Regions from separate parts of the Homo sapiens genome. Here region 1 is linked to region 2. Evidence: read pairs that join two places in POLR2A ChIA-PET (ENCODE). Cell type or tissue: OCI-LY7. All regions are shown on one strand.

The links. Peaks named below come from ENCODE experiments on the same cell type or tissue, not always from the same donor. Only the 100,000 strongest peaks of a DNase experiment are listed, where the experiment ranks them.
Region 1: POLR2A ChIA-PET joins it to region 2 with 10 read pairs; 17 of 35 experiments call an interaction of 5 or more read pairs at or near these places.

What each region holds. Positions count from the first base shown.
Region 1 is chr19:18,136,012-18,144,011 of GRCh38, forward strand. It overlaps MAST3 (microtubule associated serine/threonine kinase 3), which reads left to right. Exons shown (of 28, transcript NM_001393504.1): 19 at 1,228-1,350; 20 at 3,004-3,113; 21 at 5,871-6,004; 22 at 7,752-7,996. It overlaps LOC124904650 (a long non-coding RNA gene), which reads right to left and starts at 7,757. Exons shown (of 3, transcript XR_007067153.1): 1 at 7,650-7,757; 2 at 5,848-6,049; 3 at 3,078-3,139. In OCI-LY7, no CTCF peak of the experiment used is centred here; no DNase peak of the experiment used is centred here.
Region 2 is chr19:18,288,715-18,296,714 of GRCh38, forward strand. LOC124904653 (a long non-coding RNA gene) reads right to left here and starts at 4,129. Exons shown (of 2, transcript XR_007067155.1): 1 at 3,858-4,129; 2 at 1,876-3,173. RefSeq lists enhancers at 1,276-1,915, 3,195-3,833, 3,834-4,473, 4,474-5,112, 4,478-4,557 and 1 more, cis regulatory regions at 1,565-1,933, 2,513-5,068 and silencers at 1,968-2,017, 2,698-3,127, 3,578-3,747, 4,702-4,904, 5,989-6,171 and 1 more. In OCI-LY7, no CTCF peak of the experiment used is centred here; DNase peaks (open chromatin) are centred at 3,037, 3,567, 4,337 and 6,037; H3K4me3 peaks cover 2,795 bases; H3K27ac peaks cover 2,611 bases.

The DNA of each region.
Region 1 (8,000 bases), 150 kb before region 2:
ACAAGACCTTGGAAAGAATAGAAAGTAGCTGGGTCTGGTGCCCATATGGAGCACTGAGCCTGAATAAGTGTGTGAGGCTGTAAAGTCACCAGGACCTGTGTCAAAGGCCCAGCCCAGAAGATCCCACTGTCCCAGTTTTCCCAGCCACCTGGTTAATCATTAAGGGACCGTTTGAGACTCATGCAGCCACCCATCACGTGGCCACTATGGCTCCTGTTCATGACTGAGGCTTTGCTATGGGAGACGGTTGGGTCCAAGGTCGGGGATCATCACCTGCTCTGTGGAGCAGAAGTGGGAGAAGCCCGGGAAGGAGGCCCTCGTAAGGCTCTGGGCTTTCTCTAGGCGGTGTGGTCCCAGATGGCAGCAGAGAGAAGGGCAGAATCTTTGGAACCTGGGCAGCCTGGGTGCTTTTTTATTTTTTTGAGATTAGATCTCACTCTGTCACTCAGGCTGGAGTGGAGTTGCACAATCTTGGCTCACTGCAACCTCCGCCTCCCAGGCTCAAGCGATCCTCCCACCTCAGCCTCCCGAGTAGCCGGAACCACAGGCATGTGCCATCATGCCCGGCTAATTTTTATACTTTTGGTAGAGACGAAATTGAGACGAAATTTCACCATGTTGCCCAGGCTGGTCTCAAACTCCTGACCTCAAGTGATCTGCCCGCCTCAGCCTCCCAAAGTGCTGGCATTACAGGCATGAGCCACCATGCCTGGCTGCTGGCCTGGGTTTGAATCCTGGCTTCGTCCCTCTCCAGGCTCCTAAATGACAGCGGATTTTTGTTCCCATTTTTCTGGTTCTTTGTTGTTGTTGTTGTTGTTGTTTTTTGAGACAGAGTCTTGCTTTGTTGCCCAGGTTGGAGTGCAGTGGTGCTATCTCAGCTCACTGCTGCAATCTCCACCTCCCAGGTTCGAGCGATTCTCTTGCCTCAGCCTCCCGAGTAGCTGGGAATACAGGCACCAGCCACCACACCCGGCTAATTTTTGTGTTTTTAGAAGAGATGGGGTTTTGCCATGCTGGCCAGACTGGTCTCGAACTCCTGACCTCAGGTGATCCTCCCTTCTTGGCCTCCCAAAGTGCTGGGATTACAGGTGTGAGCCACTGCGCCCGGCCCATTTTTCTGGTTCTGTGTTGTCCCTACTATGTGTCCAGCATGGGCAGTGGGGGTAGGGGGGCATCCTGTGGCGGGTGAGGTGAGGACCTGCAGGGCTCAGCGGGGCATATCTGCAGGTGGCACCCACGAAGTGAAGCAGCACCCCTTTTTCCTGGCCCTGGACTGGGCAGGGCTTCTCCGACACAAAGCCGAGTTCGTGCCCCAGCTCGAAGCTGAGGATGATACCAGCTACTTTGACAGTAAGGAGGGATCCCCCTGGAGGGGGGGCGGGGGGTGCTCTGCCATCCCTCAGTCCCTGGGGGCAGAGGGCTGTGTGCCAGGCATTCCACCCGAGCTTGGCACCTCACCTTAGGCCTGGAGCTTCCGACTTCCTGAGCCTTCCAAGAATCTAGGGCGTGTGTCGGCCGCCCCCTGGCTGGATTTCCTGTGTGTCTGGGCTCAGGAGGCCACAGCATCCCTCAGGCTTCAGAAGGAGAAACCAAGGCACCAAGTGTGGCAGACCCTTGTCTGGGGTTCCCCAGCAAGTTGGGCCTCCTGGGTGTCCGTCCCTGACCAGGCATGGGGCCCCATCTGTTACCCAGGAGGGTAGGGCGCCTAGTGCAGCTTTTTTGGAGGCGTCCCTGCAGGGGCACTGTAGGTGAGCTCTGAGGAATGACTCTCTCTCTCCCCACTTGGGGTTCCTGCCCTTCAGTGTCCAGCACCTCCTTCAGAACTTGCTTCATGTCAGAGGTCTTCTCTGAGCTTCTGTTTCCTCTTCTGTAAAATGAGGAACATCCTTTATGTTGGAGATGCACAATTTTGGCCAGGCGCAGTGGCTCAAGCCTTTAATCCCAGAACTTTGGGAGGCTGAGGTGGGCAGATCACCTGAGGTCAGGAGTTCGAGACCAGGCTGCCTGACCAACATGGAGAAACCCCATCTCTACTAAAAATACAAAAAATTAGGCAGGCATGGTGGTACATGCCTGTAATCCCAGCTATTTGGGAGGCTGAGGCACGAGAATTGCTTGAACCCAGGAGGTGGAGGTTGCAGTGAGCTGAGATGGCACTATTGCACTCCAGCTTGCGCAACAAGAGCAAAACTGCCTGAAAAAAAAAAAAAAAAAAAAAGATGCGCAATTTTACCTAATTCTGTGTGACCCATTTCAAGGAATCACTGAAGCTCAGAAATAGGAATTCCCGCCCCTGGTCCCACAACCTGTTTTTTTTTTTTTTGAGACGGAGTCTCACTCTGTCGCCCAGGCTGGAGTGCAGTGGCGCGATCTCGGCTTACTGGAACTTCTACCTCCCGGTTTCAAGCAATTATCTGCCTCAGCCTCCCGAGTAGTCGGGATTACAGGTGCCTGCCACCATGCTTGGCTAATTGGTCCCACAACTTTTTAATTATTTATTTTTTGAGATGGAGTCTTGCTCTGTCACCCAGGCTGGAGTGCAGTGGTGCGATTTCGACTCACCACAACCTCTGCCTCCCGGGTTCAAGCGATTCTCCTGCCTCAGCCTCCCAAGTAGCTGGGATTACAGGCGCTTACCACTACTGCCCAGCTAATATTTGTATTTGTAGTAGAGATGGGGTTTCACCATGTTGGCCAGGCTGGTCTCAAACTCCTGACCTCAAGTGAGCCACCCACCTTGGCCTCTCAAAGTGCTGGGATTACAGGCGTGAGCCACCGCACCCGGCCCCACAACTTTTTAGGGACACAGCTGGTGTTGATCCCCAGATATCTGCTCTGCCGCCCAAGCCTCCCGTGGTCCTTAAACACACCAGGCACTGTCCCACCTCAGAGCCTTTGCCCTGGCAGTGACCCTATCCTGAGATGCCCTCCCCGTATTGCCACACCGCCCTTGAGATCATCTCTGGGCATCAGGCGTGCTGCATGTGCCTCTCCCTCCCACAGCACGTTCGGAACGTTACCGCCATCTGGGCTCCGAGGACGACGAGACCAATGATGAAGAATCGTCCACAGAGATCCCCCAGTTCTCCTCCTGCTCCCACCGGTTCAGCAAGGTGGGCCCGGGTCCCGAGGGGAGCCACTGCTCAGAAAACATTGCATGATGTCTGTTTGCTTTCGTATCTGTTTTTTGATTTTGCTTTGTTTTGTTCTGTAGAGATGAGGTCTTGCTATGCTGCCCAGGCTGGTCTCCAACTCCTGAACTCAAGTGATCCTCCCACCTCAGCCTCCCAAAGTGCTAGGAATTGTATTGGTTTTTTGTTTTGTTTTGTTTGAGATGGAGTCTCGCTCTGTTGCCCAGGCTGGAGTGCAATGGCGCAGTCTCGGCTCACCGCAACCTCTGCCTTCCAGGTTCAAGCGATTCTCCTGCCTCAGCCTGCCGAGTAGCTGGGATTACAGGCGCATGCCGTCACGCCCAGCTAATTTTTGTATTTTTAATAGAGATGGGGTTTCACCATGTTGGCCAGGCTGGTCTCAAACTCCTGACCTCAGGCTATCCTCCTGCCTCAGCCTCCCAAAGTGCTGGGATTACAGGCATGAGCCACCACACCTGGTCAAATTTTTTTGTATTTTCAGTAGAGATGGTGTTTCACCATGTTGGCCAGGCTGGTCTCAAACTCTTGACCTCATGATCTGCCCGCCTCGGCCTCCTAAAGCGCTGGGATTACAGGCATGAGCCATCGCACCCGGCCTTGTATTTTTTTATTTTGTTTTGTTGTTTTAATTTGCTTTTGTTTTAGCCATTTTTTTTTTTTCTTTTTTTTTTTTTGAGACAGAGTCTCGCTCTTTTGCCCAGGCTGGAGTGCAGTGGCGTGATCTCTGCTCACTGCAAGCTCCGCCTCCCGGGTTCACGCCATTCTCCTGCCTCAGCCTCCCAAGTAGCTGGGATTACAGGTGCCCGCCACCACGCCCGGCTAATTTTTTGTATTTTCAGTAGAGACGGGGTTTCACCGTGTTAGCCAGGATGGTCTCGATCTCCTGACCTCGTGATCCACCTGCCTCGGCCTCCCAAAGTGCTGGGATTACAGGCGTGAGCCACCGTGCCCGGCCTGTTTTAGCCATTTTAAGGCAATTTCCGAGGCAGGCGGATCACTTGAGGTCAGGAGTTCAAGACCAGCCTGACTAACATGGTGAAGCCCTGTCTCTACTAAAAATACAAAAATTAGCCAGGCGGTGGTGGGTGCCTGTAACCCCAGCTACTCGGGAGGCTGAGGCAAGAGTATTGCCTGAACCCCCAGAGGTGGAGGCTGCAGTAAGCTGAGATCACAGCGCTGCACTCCAGCCTGGGCGACAGAGCGAGACTCTGTCTCAAAAAATAATGATAATAATAAAGTGTACAATTTCGTGGCATTCAGCACATTCATAATGTTGTGCAACCATCACCTCTATCTAGCTCTCAAATGTTTGATTCCCCCAAAAATTTGTACCCATTAGCAACCACTCCCCATTTGTCCTCCTTCAGCTTCCATCTTTATGGATTTGCCTGTTCTGGGCATTTCATATCAATGCAATTCACACTATGTGGCCTTTTGGGTCTGGCTTCTCTTACTCAGCATCACGTACTCAAGGCTCATCCCTACTGCAGTGTGGACCAGTGCTTGCTTCCTTTTTATGGCTGAGTAATATTCCATCATATGGATGGAACACATTGTTTATCCACCCATCTTTGATGCACATTTGGGTCTATTCCACCTTGTGAATACAGGTACCATTTTAGTTTATTTACTTATTTATTTATTTATTGAGATGGAGTCTTGCTCTGTTGCCCAGGCTGGAGTGCAATAGTGCAATCTCAGCTCACTGCAACCTCCACCTTCTGGGTTCAAGCGATTCTCCTGCCTCAGCCTCCCGAGTAGCTGGGATTACAGGTGCGCGCCACCACACCCGGCTAATTTTTGTATTTTTAGTAGCGACCAGGTTTCACCATGTTGCCCAGGCTGGTCTCAAACTCCTGTCCTCAAGCGATCCGCCTGCCTCAGCCTCCCAAAGTCCTGGGATTAAAGGCATGAACCACCGCACCTGGCCCTGGATGTTATTTTATAACCTCACGAGCTTAACTTACATTCCCTACTTTTTTTATGATCTGATCAAAAAATGCTCCACTCTGCTTTAGGCCTGGGCCCCAGGCAGGACTTTCTAGTCAACAGCAAAAACGCAGCTTGGTAGCCTGGCCCCTGAGCCTCAGTTTTTCCATCTGTACAATGGGCTAAAGTCTATGCTCTTTTAGGGATGTGGGGAGTGAGGATTTAGAGAAGTGACTCATACTGAAGCAACTGGTACATAGGAATCACTGGACTAAGCCAGCTTTCTTTTTTTTTTTTTGAAACAGAGTCTCGCTCTGTCTCCTAGGCTGGAGTGCAGTGGCACAATCTCGGCTCACTGCAACCTCCGCCTTCTGGGTTCAAGCCATTCTCCTGCCTCAGCCTTCCAAGTAGCTGGGACTACAGGCATGTGCCACCACGCCCAGCTAATTTTTGTATTTTTAGTAGAGACGGGTTTTCACCATGTTGACCAGGCTGGTCTTGAACGCCTGACCTCAAGTGATCCGCCCACCTCAGCCTCCCAGAGTGGTGGGATTACAGGCATAAGTCACCAGGCCTGGTCTAAGCCAGCTTTCTTGCCACCTTTGTTACTGGTTTTTTTGTTTGGGTTTCTTTTTTTTTCTTTTTTTGAGACAGGGTTTTGCTATGTTGCCCAGGCTGGTCTCAAACTCCTGGGCTCAAGTGATCCTCCCAGCTGGGCCTCTGAAAGTGCTGGGATTACAGGCATGAGCCACCGCACCCGGCTTACCATTCTTTTGTCTTGCCTCCCAGGTCTACAGCAGCTCTGAGTTCCTGGCCGTCCAGCCCACTCCTACCTTCGCTGAAAGGAGCTTCAGTGAAGACCGGGAGGAGGGGTGGGAGCGCAGCGAAGTGGACTATGGCCGCCGGCTGAGTGCTGACATCCGGTAAGTGGCCTGGGGAAGTGTAGGCAGATCCAGCTTCCAAGCCTGCTGGGAGGTAGAGACACAAAATCTGATGCAAAGGGAGCTTCCTAGTGGCCAAGTAGAAAAGGGTCAAACATATTGACCAGCCTATCAGGTCCCTGGCAACCTTGCTCCCTTTGGCTCTGTGTTCCTCACCATGCAAACATAAAACAGCTGTGTACCATCATGCTGCTAGGCACACTTTTCCTTCTGTCCAGAATGCCCTTTGCTTACTAACTCCTGTTCATCCTTCAAAGCTCAGACCCAACAGAAACAGTCAATGTCTGCTAGAGGATGGGTGTTGGAAGCTGGCCTTTTTTTTTTTTTTTTTTTTTTGAGACGGAGTCTCGCTCTGTCGCACAGGCTGGAGTGCAGTGGCGCAATCTCGGCTCACTGCAAGCTCCGCCTCCCGGGTTCACGCCATTCTCCTGCCTCAGCCTCCCGAGTAGCTGGGACTACAGGCACCTGCCACCACACCCGGCTAATTTTTATATTTTTAGTAGAGACGGGGTTTTGCCATGTTAGCCAGGATGGTCTCGGTCTCCTGACCTCGTGATCCGCCCTCCTCAACCTCCCAAAGTGCTAGGATTACAGGCGTGAGCCAATGTGCCCGGCCTTTTTTTTTTTTCTTTTTTTAAGAGACTGGTTCTCACTCTGTCTCCCAGACTGGAGTGCAGTGGCACGATCATAGCTCACTTCAGCCTCAGACTCCTGGGCTCAAGAGATCCTCTCAAGTAGCTGGGACTACAGGCGTGCACCACGGCACCCGGCTAATTTTTTAAGCAATTTTTTGTAGGCCAGGTGCAGTGACTTACACCTGTAATCCCAACACTTTGGGAAGCCGAGGCAGGTGGATTACCTGAGGTCAGGAGTTCAAGACCAGCCTGGTCAACATGGCAAAACCCCATCTCTACTAAAACTCCAAAAATTTAGCCGGGCATAGTGGTGCACGCCTGTAATCCCAGCTACTTGGGAGGCTTAGGCACGAGAATTGCTTGACCCTGGGAGGCGGAGGTTACAGTGAGCCAAGATCGTGCCACTGCACTCCGGCCGGGGTGACAGAGCGAGACTCTGTCTCAAAAAAAAAAAACAAAACAAAAAACAAAAAATTGCAGAGATGGGGTCTCCTTATGTTGCCCGCCCTGGTCTCGAACTCCTGGCCTCAAACAATCCTCCTGTCTCAGCCTCCCAAAGTGCTGGAATTATAGGTGTCAGCCACTGCACCCAGCCTGGAAGCTGGGTTTTAAAAGTTGAATAGGAAGCCGGGTGCAGTGGCTCACGCCTGTAATCCCAGCACTTTGGGACCCCAAGGCAGGCAGGTCACTTGAGCTCAGGAATTCAAGACCAGTCTGGCCAACATGGTGTAACCCCGTCTCTACTAAAAATACAAAAATTAGCCCAGTGTGGCGGCAGGCACCCATAATCCCAGCTACTTGGGAGGCTGAGGCAGGAGACTCACTTGAGCCCTGGAGGCAGTGGTTGTAGTGAGCTGAGATTGCACCACTGCACTTCAGCCTGGGTGACAGAGTGAGACCCTGTCTTTAAAAAAAAAGGTGAATAAGCGGTCTCCAGGTGGACAGAGAGGACAGTGCAGACAGAAGGAACTCGTCCTGTCTATGCAAATTACCCTTGACTGCAGACTGAGAGTTAAGATGTGGCCATGAAGGTGGCTGAGTATCCTGGGGTGCAGGTGCCTGGCAGGGGTGATGCAGGCTCTTCCTCCCTGCAGGCTGAGGTCCTGGACATCCTCTGGATCCTCCTGTCAGTCATCTTCGTCCCAGCCCGAGCGGGGTCCCAGCCCATCTCTCCTGAATACCATCAGCCTGGACACAATGCCCAAGTTTGCCTTCTCATCAGAGGATGAGGGGGTAGGCCCAGGCCCTGCAGGCCCCAAGAGGCCCGTCTTCATTCTAGGGGAGCCTGACCCCCCACCAGCGGCCACCCCAGTGATGCCCAAGCCCTCGAGCCTTTCTGGTAA
Region 2 (8,000 bases):
TTGAGGCCAAGCATTCAAGACCAACCTGGCCAACATAACATGACGATACCCCCGTCTCCAAAAAAAAAAAAAAAAAAAGAGGCCAGGCACCGTAACTCATGCCTGCAATCCCAGCACTTTGGGAGTCTGAGGCGGGCGGATCATGAGGTCAGGAGATCGAGACCATCCTGGCTAACACGGTGAAAACCTGTCTCTACTAAAAATACAAAAAAAAAATTAGCCAGGCGTGGTGGGCAGGTACCTGTAGTCCCAGCTACTGGGGAGGCTGAGGCAGGAGAATGGTGTGAACCCGGGAGGCGGAGCTTGCAGTGAGCCAAGATCGCACCACTGAACTCCAGCCTGGGTGACAGAGTGAGACTCTGTCTCAAAAAAAAAAAAAAAAAAAAAAAAAAGATAAATTGGTTTGTAGTCTGAGCAGGGTGGCTCATGCTTATAATCCCAGCTCTTTGAGAGGCAGAGACAGGAGGATCTCCTGAGCCCAGAAGTTCAAGAGCAGCCTGGGCAACATAGCAAGAACCCATCTCTACAAAAAGATAGAAAAATTAGCTGGTTGGGAGGCTGAGGCGGGCGGATCACAAGGTGAGGAGATCGAGACCAGCCTGGCCAACATGGTGAAACCCCATCTCTACTAAAAATAGAAAAATTAGCCGGGTGTGGTGGCGCATGCCTGTAATCCCAGCTACTCAGGAGGCTGAGGCAGGAGAATCGCTTGAACCTGGGAGGCAGAGATTGCAGTGAGCTGAGATCGTGCCACTGCACTCCAGCCTGGGCAACAGAGCGAGACCCTGTCTCAAAAAAAAAAAAAGCTGGTTTGGTTTTTTGTTTCTTGGTTGTTTTGGGCCAAACTCACATACCATCATTCATCGATTCAACCATGCTTTTTTTTTTTTTTTTTTTTTTGGAGACAAAGTGTCACTCTGTCTCTGAGGCTGGTGTGCAGTGGCACGTTCTCAGCTCACTGCAATCTCTGCCTCCCAGGTTCAAGCAATTCTAGTGCCTCAGCCACCAGAGTAGCTGGGATTACAGGCACATGCCACCACACCAACTAATTTTTGTATTTTTAGTAGAGATGGGGTTTCTCCATGTTGACCAGGCTGGTCTTGAACTCCTCACCTCAAGTGATCCGCCTGCCTCAACCTCCAAAAGTTCTGGGATTATAGGCATGAGCCACTGCGCCCGACGACCATGCTCTATTGAGTGCCCGCTGTGTGCTGGGCAGGTGGGTTCTCACCGCCCAGAGGTGATGTTCTGGGGGACTGGAAGCAAGGTCATTTTAGAGAAGCATGCTGTAGGTTGGTCTCACGATTTTCCTTTAAGTTGGCCCCCTTTTCTGTTTTTACTTCAGTAAATACATTTTAAAAGGGAACCTTCATGTCACCACCAAGAATGGAAAACCAGTTTCTCTTGCTATAAATAGAAGGAAACCAAAAAACTATGAAATGAGAGCAAAGTCAGGCATTCCCACCTCAGGAACACTCAGGGCTGGGGCTGGACTTCGAATGTCTGAGTCTTATCAAAGGCAGGGAAGCCCCAAGCAGAAGGGCAGGAGGGGCCACAGGGACCCACTTGGCAGATGCTCCAGTCCCGTGGGTCCCAGCACACAGTAGGTGCTTGATGAATGTGTGTTGATCTGTTAACATGCAACCCATTATTGTAGGTGCCCCCCCCCACCATGATGTGTGGGTTTTGCCTGCATCCGACCACATACTCGTGGCTTTTCCAGGTACTGAGCCATTTCCCCGCTGACAGACTGAGGGCAGGGTGGTGCCTGAATGGGGAGGGGTGGGGGAGGTGGCAGGCAGCTGCCTCTTGGGCAGGGGACCCCACAGGGGCCTCTCTGGGGAGGCTTCGGTTTGGTTTGGTGACATGCCAGGATGCAGCTCTGGGCAAACGTTTATTTGCAGCCTTGGGGCTGTCCCCACCCACGGTCCTGTGGGCCCCTGACGTCTGTCCACACTGAGATGTGGGCCCCTGTGGCCCGCCGCCCTCCCTGGCTGTCTGTGGTGTGTGAATCAATGAATGAGTGAATGAGTAAAGGAATGAATGCAATAAGTAGCATAATGGATGAGTTCGTAGAATAATGAATGGATGAGTGAATTAATGAATGAGTGGAAGTATTCATGCTGCCAAGATGGGAAACCCATTCTCCAGGTATTCTTTTTTTTTTTTTTTAAGACACAGTCTTGCTCTGTCGCCCAGGCTGGAGTGCAATGGCACTATCTCGGCTCACTGCAGCCTCCACCTCCTGGGTTCAAGTGATTCTCCTGCCTCAGCCTCCTGAGTAGCTGGGATTACAGGCGTGCGCCACCACGCCCGGCTAATTTTTGTATTTTTGTAGAGACGGGATTTCACCATGTTGGCCAGGCTGGTCTGGAACTCCTGACCTCAAGTAATCCGTCCGCCTCGGCCTCCCAGAGTGCTGGGATTACAGGCGTGAGCCATCTAGATATGCTTTGTCCCCTTTTTTCGGATGGACAAACTGAGGCTGTCAGCCAAGAAAGGCTTCAGTATGTGGAAGGCAGATTCGAAGCCAGTTGGCCCTGCACATCGTGGGCTGCATTTCTGCACCAAGACTGGGGGTTCCTGGAGCGAGCTTAGGGGTCCGGACTGGTGCAGACGGGGCGCTGGACCTGGCCCCCAGCCAGCGGAAGGGATCTGGGCCCCAGATGGGGAGTAGATGGAACTGGAGGCAAGGCAGGCGGCAGGGGGTGAAGAGGCCGCTGCCCCAGGCTGCGGGGATGGGGAGGCACCGGCAGGGTCCGCGTTGATTCAGAAAGGACCCCAAGGAAGGAGCAACTTTGGGGGACCCCAAAGTTGTCTGAGTGGTATCAAAGGCCGTGCACATGGGGCCCTTAAGCGCTACAGCAGGGGCAATAGTGGAGAGACCCCACGCCTTCCCGCCTCCCGCTGCCCCCGCATCCCCTTCCTCCCGCCTCCCGCCTCCCCCCTGCTCCTCGCCTCTCGCTCTCCCGGGGAGGAAGTGGCGAGAATGCGGGGGTGGGCACCCTATTCTCACTTCCCCTGGGGAAGGGCGGGGCCTGCGGGGTCCTCTCCGCCGCCGGGAGACGGCATCTCCGCGTACAGGGGTGGGGGCGGGGAGCCCTAGGAGCTGGGCAGGCGCTGCTCAGTCCCTGGCCAGGTGACGTCCGTAAGTTTCCTGGTCTTCGATGGTTCTCGAATGAAAAATGGGGGGAAAGACATTGAGTTGGAAACAGCGAGTTGTTGGGGAGAGAGGACCCCACCCCGGGCCGGTACTAGCAGCCAGACACGGACACGCCCTGCCCCGGAGGGGTCAGGGCCAGGCCGAAGGGAGGGAAGTCGCAGTAAACACAGGGTTGGGTTGGGGCGGGAGGCGCATTCCAGGCGGAGGGAACGGCGCGGGCAGAGGCCTGGAGGCTGGTGGAGGCCTCCTGCCTCGCCTAGCTGCGGGGTCCTCAGCGTGTGGCCCCTCCCCTAATGGGAGGGGGGGAGAAAGGATCCGGGGGGAGAGGTCTCGGAGCTGTCGGCGGCAGTGGAAGAGTTAACTTCCCGGGGCTGCCGGACCCCGCCGCGAGCTGGCGGGTGGCGTCAGCGCCAACGTCAGGGCGAAGTGGTGCCGCGTAGACGCGGACGCTTCGGCCGCCCGGCCCCCACCCCACGCGGCGCTGGAGGCCGCGGGGATGGGGGCGGGGGCGGTCGGCCCTGCAAGCAATTTACTGGGCTCTGTGCAGAGAGGGAAATTGAGGCACGGGAACGGCCGTGGCCTGGCTGGTGCTAAGCCCGCTAGCCCGCGTCCCACACTACCGCCCCCTCCCAGCTCCTCCAGGTCGCCGGACGACCTGGAGCTGGTTTGGGCTTGTTTTCCATTGCGCAAATACCTGCGAATAAACGTTTGCCCCGAGCTGCGACTTGGCACATCACCACCTCTGCATGGCCTCAGTTTCCTCAACCGGATAATGGGGAGAGTTGACATTTAGTGTGGGCGCTGGGTTCGGCCTTGAAAAGGGGGTGTGGGAGGGGACTGCACCCCAAGAAAGAGGCTGGAGCGGGGACACCTGCGAGGCTGTCTGTGAATTCCGGGCTGGTTCTCCAGCCCCCTCCTCTCCTCCCGTCGCTCACTCCCCTCCTCTCCCTCCCCTTCCTGCTTCAGCTTCCCCTCCCCTCTTCCTTATCCCCTTCTCCCTCCCGTCTCCCCCGATCTCCTCTCCACCCCCTCTCTCCCTTTCCCCCGCCCGCCCAGCGAGGCCGCCCCACCGGACTGCTAATTAAATGCAGAGCTGGGGGGAAGGGACGGCGCGTGGTTAACCCCTTCCCCGCCGGGGCCCTGAACCGGGGATGGGGAAGGGTGTCCGCCACCGGAATTTCCTCCCCCCCAGGGGCAGGCCTTAAGCTCTAGGACAAGCCCATTTATTGAGTGGGTATATCGAGGCCAAAGGAACGGCCCCAACGTTCTGGGTGAGGCTGTACTAAATCGGGCCTCCTGATTGGAGGGCCAGAGCTTCGAGATAGCGGAAGAGAAAAGCAATATCGTGGCTTGGAAATAAACCAAGAGAAAAAAAAATGAGTTGGAAGGAGAGACAGCGGGAGAGGGAGGCTGGAAAAAAATCTAGGAGCAAGACAGAGACAGAGAGACAACCAGGTAAGGGAGGTGGAGCTCCGGGTGTGGCCTGGAGGCACCCAGGCAGGCTCCCGGTAGGAGGCGGCTTCCTGGAGGAACCTGTGGTGGAATAACTCCTGGCCCTGGTGTTAGCCTCCAGGCCTGGCTCACGCACTGACTGCTGACTTCTGATAGGGCCTTGTGGCCTGAAAGGAAGGTCATGCCTGCCTTTGGAGCCATCGGTCAACCCAAGTCCCCGCCCTGTCCCTGAAAACATCAGAGAGGAGCCCAGCGAAGCGAAGTGTGGGCTATGTGCTGTGAGGTGACTCAGTGGCCCCTCATTCTTGGGACGGGAACAACTGAAAGAAGTGAATGATATAAAGTCAGGTGGTGAGAAAGCAAATGACAGCAGGCGGAGGGAGTGTGGGGTGGGGGGGGCCAGAGGATCCATGATACCAGCAGCAGGGCCACCATGAGGATGCCCCAGGGAAGGGTGTTCCTGAAAGCTGGAGTAGCACGTGCAAAGGCCCTGGGGAGGAATTTGAGGTATTTGTTTGTTTGTTTTTTGAGAGGAGTCTCCCTCTGTCCCCCAGGCTGGAGTACAGTGGTGCGATCTCAGCTCACTGCAACCTCCACCTACCAGGTTCACGCGATTCTTCTGCCTCAGCCTCCCGAGTAGCTGGAATTACAGGCGTGCGCCACGATGCCCAGCTAATTTTGTATTTTTAGTAGACAGGGTTTCACCATATTGGCCAGGATGGTCTCCACCTCTTGATCTCGTGATTCGTCCGCCTCAGCCTCCTAAAGTGTTGGGATTACAGGCGTAAGCCACTGTACCCGGGCTGAATTTGAGGTGTGTTAAGGGAACATCCAGGAGGAGGCGTGGCGCAGGGTGAGGAGAGATGGAGGATTACAGGGGCCTCCAGATCCTAAGCAGGGAGGGTGGGGGGTGGCTTGAGTCCTTGGCCAGCCCAGGTGGAGCCTGTGACTGCTCTCCCTGCCTCACTTTTCCTACCATTATGCATGCTCCAGAAGCAGCAGGGGAGGCTTTGGGGATGTGGAGGTTGCCCAGGGTCACAGGGACCCCTGTTGTGCCCTCCGTCAGTGCCCCTCTGGCCTCCCCACACCCTCTGTGGCTCCCTGCTGTGGCCAGTCTTCCCCATCATCGCCCCTGGCTCTCTTCTCTCCTGCAGTCCAGCCACTCAGCCCTTGTACATGTCCCTCATCTGTTCTCACAATGCCCACCCCAGGTGACAACATCCTCCCAAGCCCCCTTCAGGAGATGGTGGGGCTGACACTAACAGGGGAGGGGGTGTAGGGAAGGTGAGCACCCTGGCCCCTGAGTGCTGCACACAAACTGTGTAAAAATAGCTGCTCCCCCTGCCCCCTGTGAGGAGGCGGCTGTGACGGTGGTGGCTGCAGTGACGGGGATGTGCCCAGAGAAGCATCCGGCAGGGCCAGTTGCCATGGTGATGCTGACTCAGCGGCAGAGGCAGGTAGCAGCATCTGGTACCCGGCCGGCACGCCTCTGCTTGGCCTACGCTCATAGCACCCTGTCCAGCCCCAACTTTCCAGCCTCCACCCTGGGGGTGTCTTCTGAGGCTGCAGAGGGGTGGGTGAGACCTCGGGAAGGACTGGACAAGTTCCTCCACCAGACACCACTCAGTCATCTGCTGGAAGGTGGGAGACGCTGCTTCTCATGGAGCGGACCTCAGTGTCAGGTCTTCCTCCCTCTATCAGCCATCCGCCCATCTACCTACTCACCCATCCATCCACTCATCCACCATCCACTCATCCCCCATCCATCCACCATCCACCCATCCATCTACCATCTGCCCATCTACCATCCATCCACCCACCTGTCCATCTATCCACCCATCCACCATCCACTCATCCCCCATCCATCATCCACCAATCAGTCCATCATCCACCCATCCATCCACCATCTACCCATTCATCCATCCATCCATTCCTCCACCCAGCGGCCATCCATCCATGCACCATCTACCCATCCACCATCTGCCCATCCACCATCCATCCATCTACCCACCATCCATCCATCTACCCACCCACCCATGCATCCACCATCCACCCATTCACCATCCACCCATCCACCATCCGTCCACCGTCCACCCATCCACCACCTAACCATCCACCAGCCATCCATCCACCTGTCTACCCACTGACCCATCCATCCACCATCCACTCACCCACCCATCCACCCATCCATCCACCCATCCACCTATCTACCCACCCACCCATGTATCCACCATCCACCCATTCACCATCCACCCATCCATCCACCATCTACCCATCCACCATCCATCCACCATCCACCTACCATCTACCCATCCACCATCCATCCACCATCCACTCATCCATCTACCATCTACCCATCCACCATCCATCCACCATCCACTCATCCATCTACCATCTACCCATCCACCATCCATCCATCCATCCACCTATCTACCCACCAATCCATCCATCCACCATCCACTCATCCACCCATCCATCCACCATCCACCCATCCACCTATCTACCCACCCACCCATCCATCCACCCATCCATCCACCCATCCACCTATCCACCATCCACCCATCCGTCCACCATCCACCCTTCCATCCACCAATCCACCTATTCATCCAGCCACCCATCCACTTACCACACACCCACCCATCCATCCATTCCTGTGTTCATCCATTCACTCAACATTTTTGGAGCACTTACCGTGTACTGACATCCTTCTGGGCACATGGTGGTTGCCACTGTCGATGCAGGCAGGGTATCAGCAGTCTGGGGTGCAGGGACTTGGGTGAGGACAAGGCCTCCTTGGCTACTTGGAGCCAGGCCTTGAGATGCTGAGGCCCTATCTCTTCCTTGTTCTCCTAGTCTTGCTCCCTCTCTCTTCCTGCATCTCTCAATCTCTCTGTTTTCCCATCTGAGTCCATCTTAGATCCTTCCCCATATCCCCAGGCCCCCCAGCAGCTGCCGTCTATTCCCCTCTTCTTCTCCCCACTCACTTGTTCCATGCCAGCTTTCCCTTGGGTACAGCTATGTATTCCCACCTCGGGGTCTTTGCACATGCTGTTCCCACTGTCTGGGAGACTCACTCACCTGGAATTGATCATATTTAATTCTTGGCTGGCTTTCTTTCTTTCTTTCTCTCTCTCTCTCTTTTTTTTTTTGAGATGGAGTCTCACTCTGTTGCCCAGGATGGAGTGCAGTGACGCAGTCACAGCTCACTGCCCCCTCCATCTCCCGGGTTCAAGCGATTCACCTGCCTCAGCGTCCCGAGTAGCTGGGATTACAGGCACACGGCACCACACCCTGCTAATTTTTGTATTTTTAGTAGAAACGGGGTTTCACCATGTTGGCCAGGCTGGTCTTGAACTCCTGACCTCAGGTGATCTGCCCACCTTGG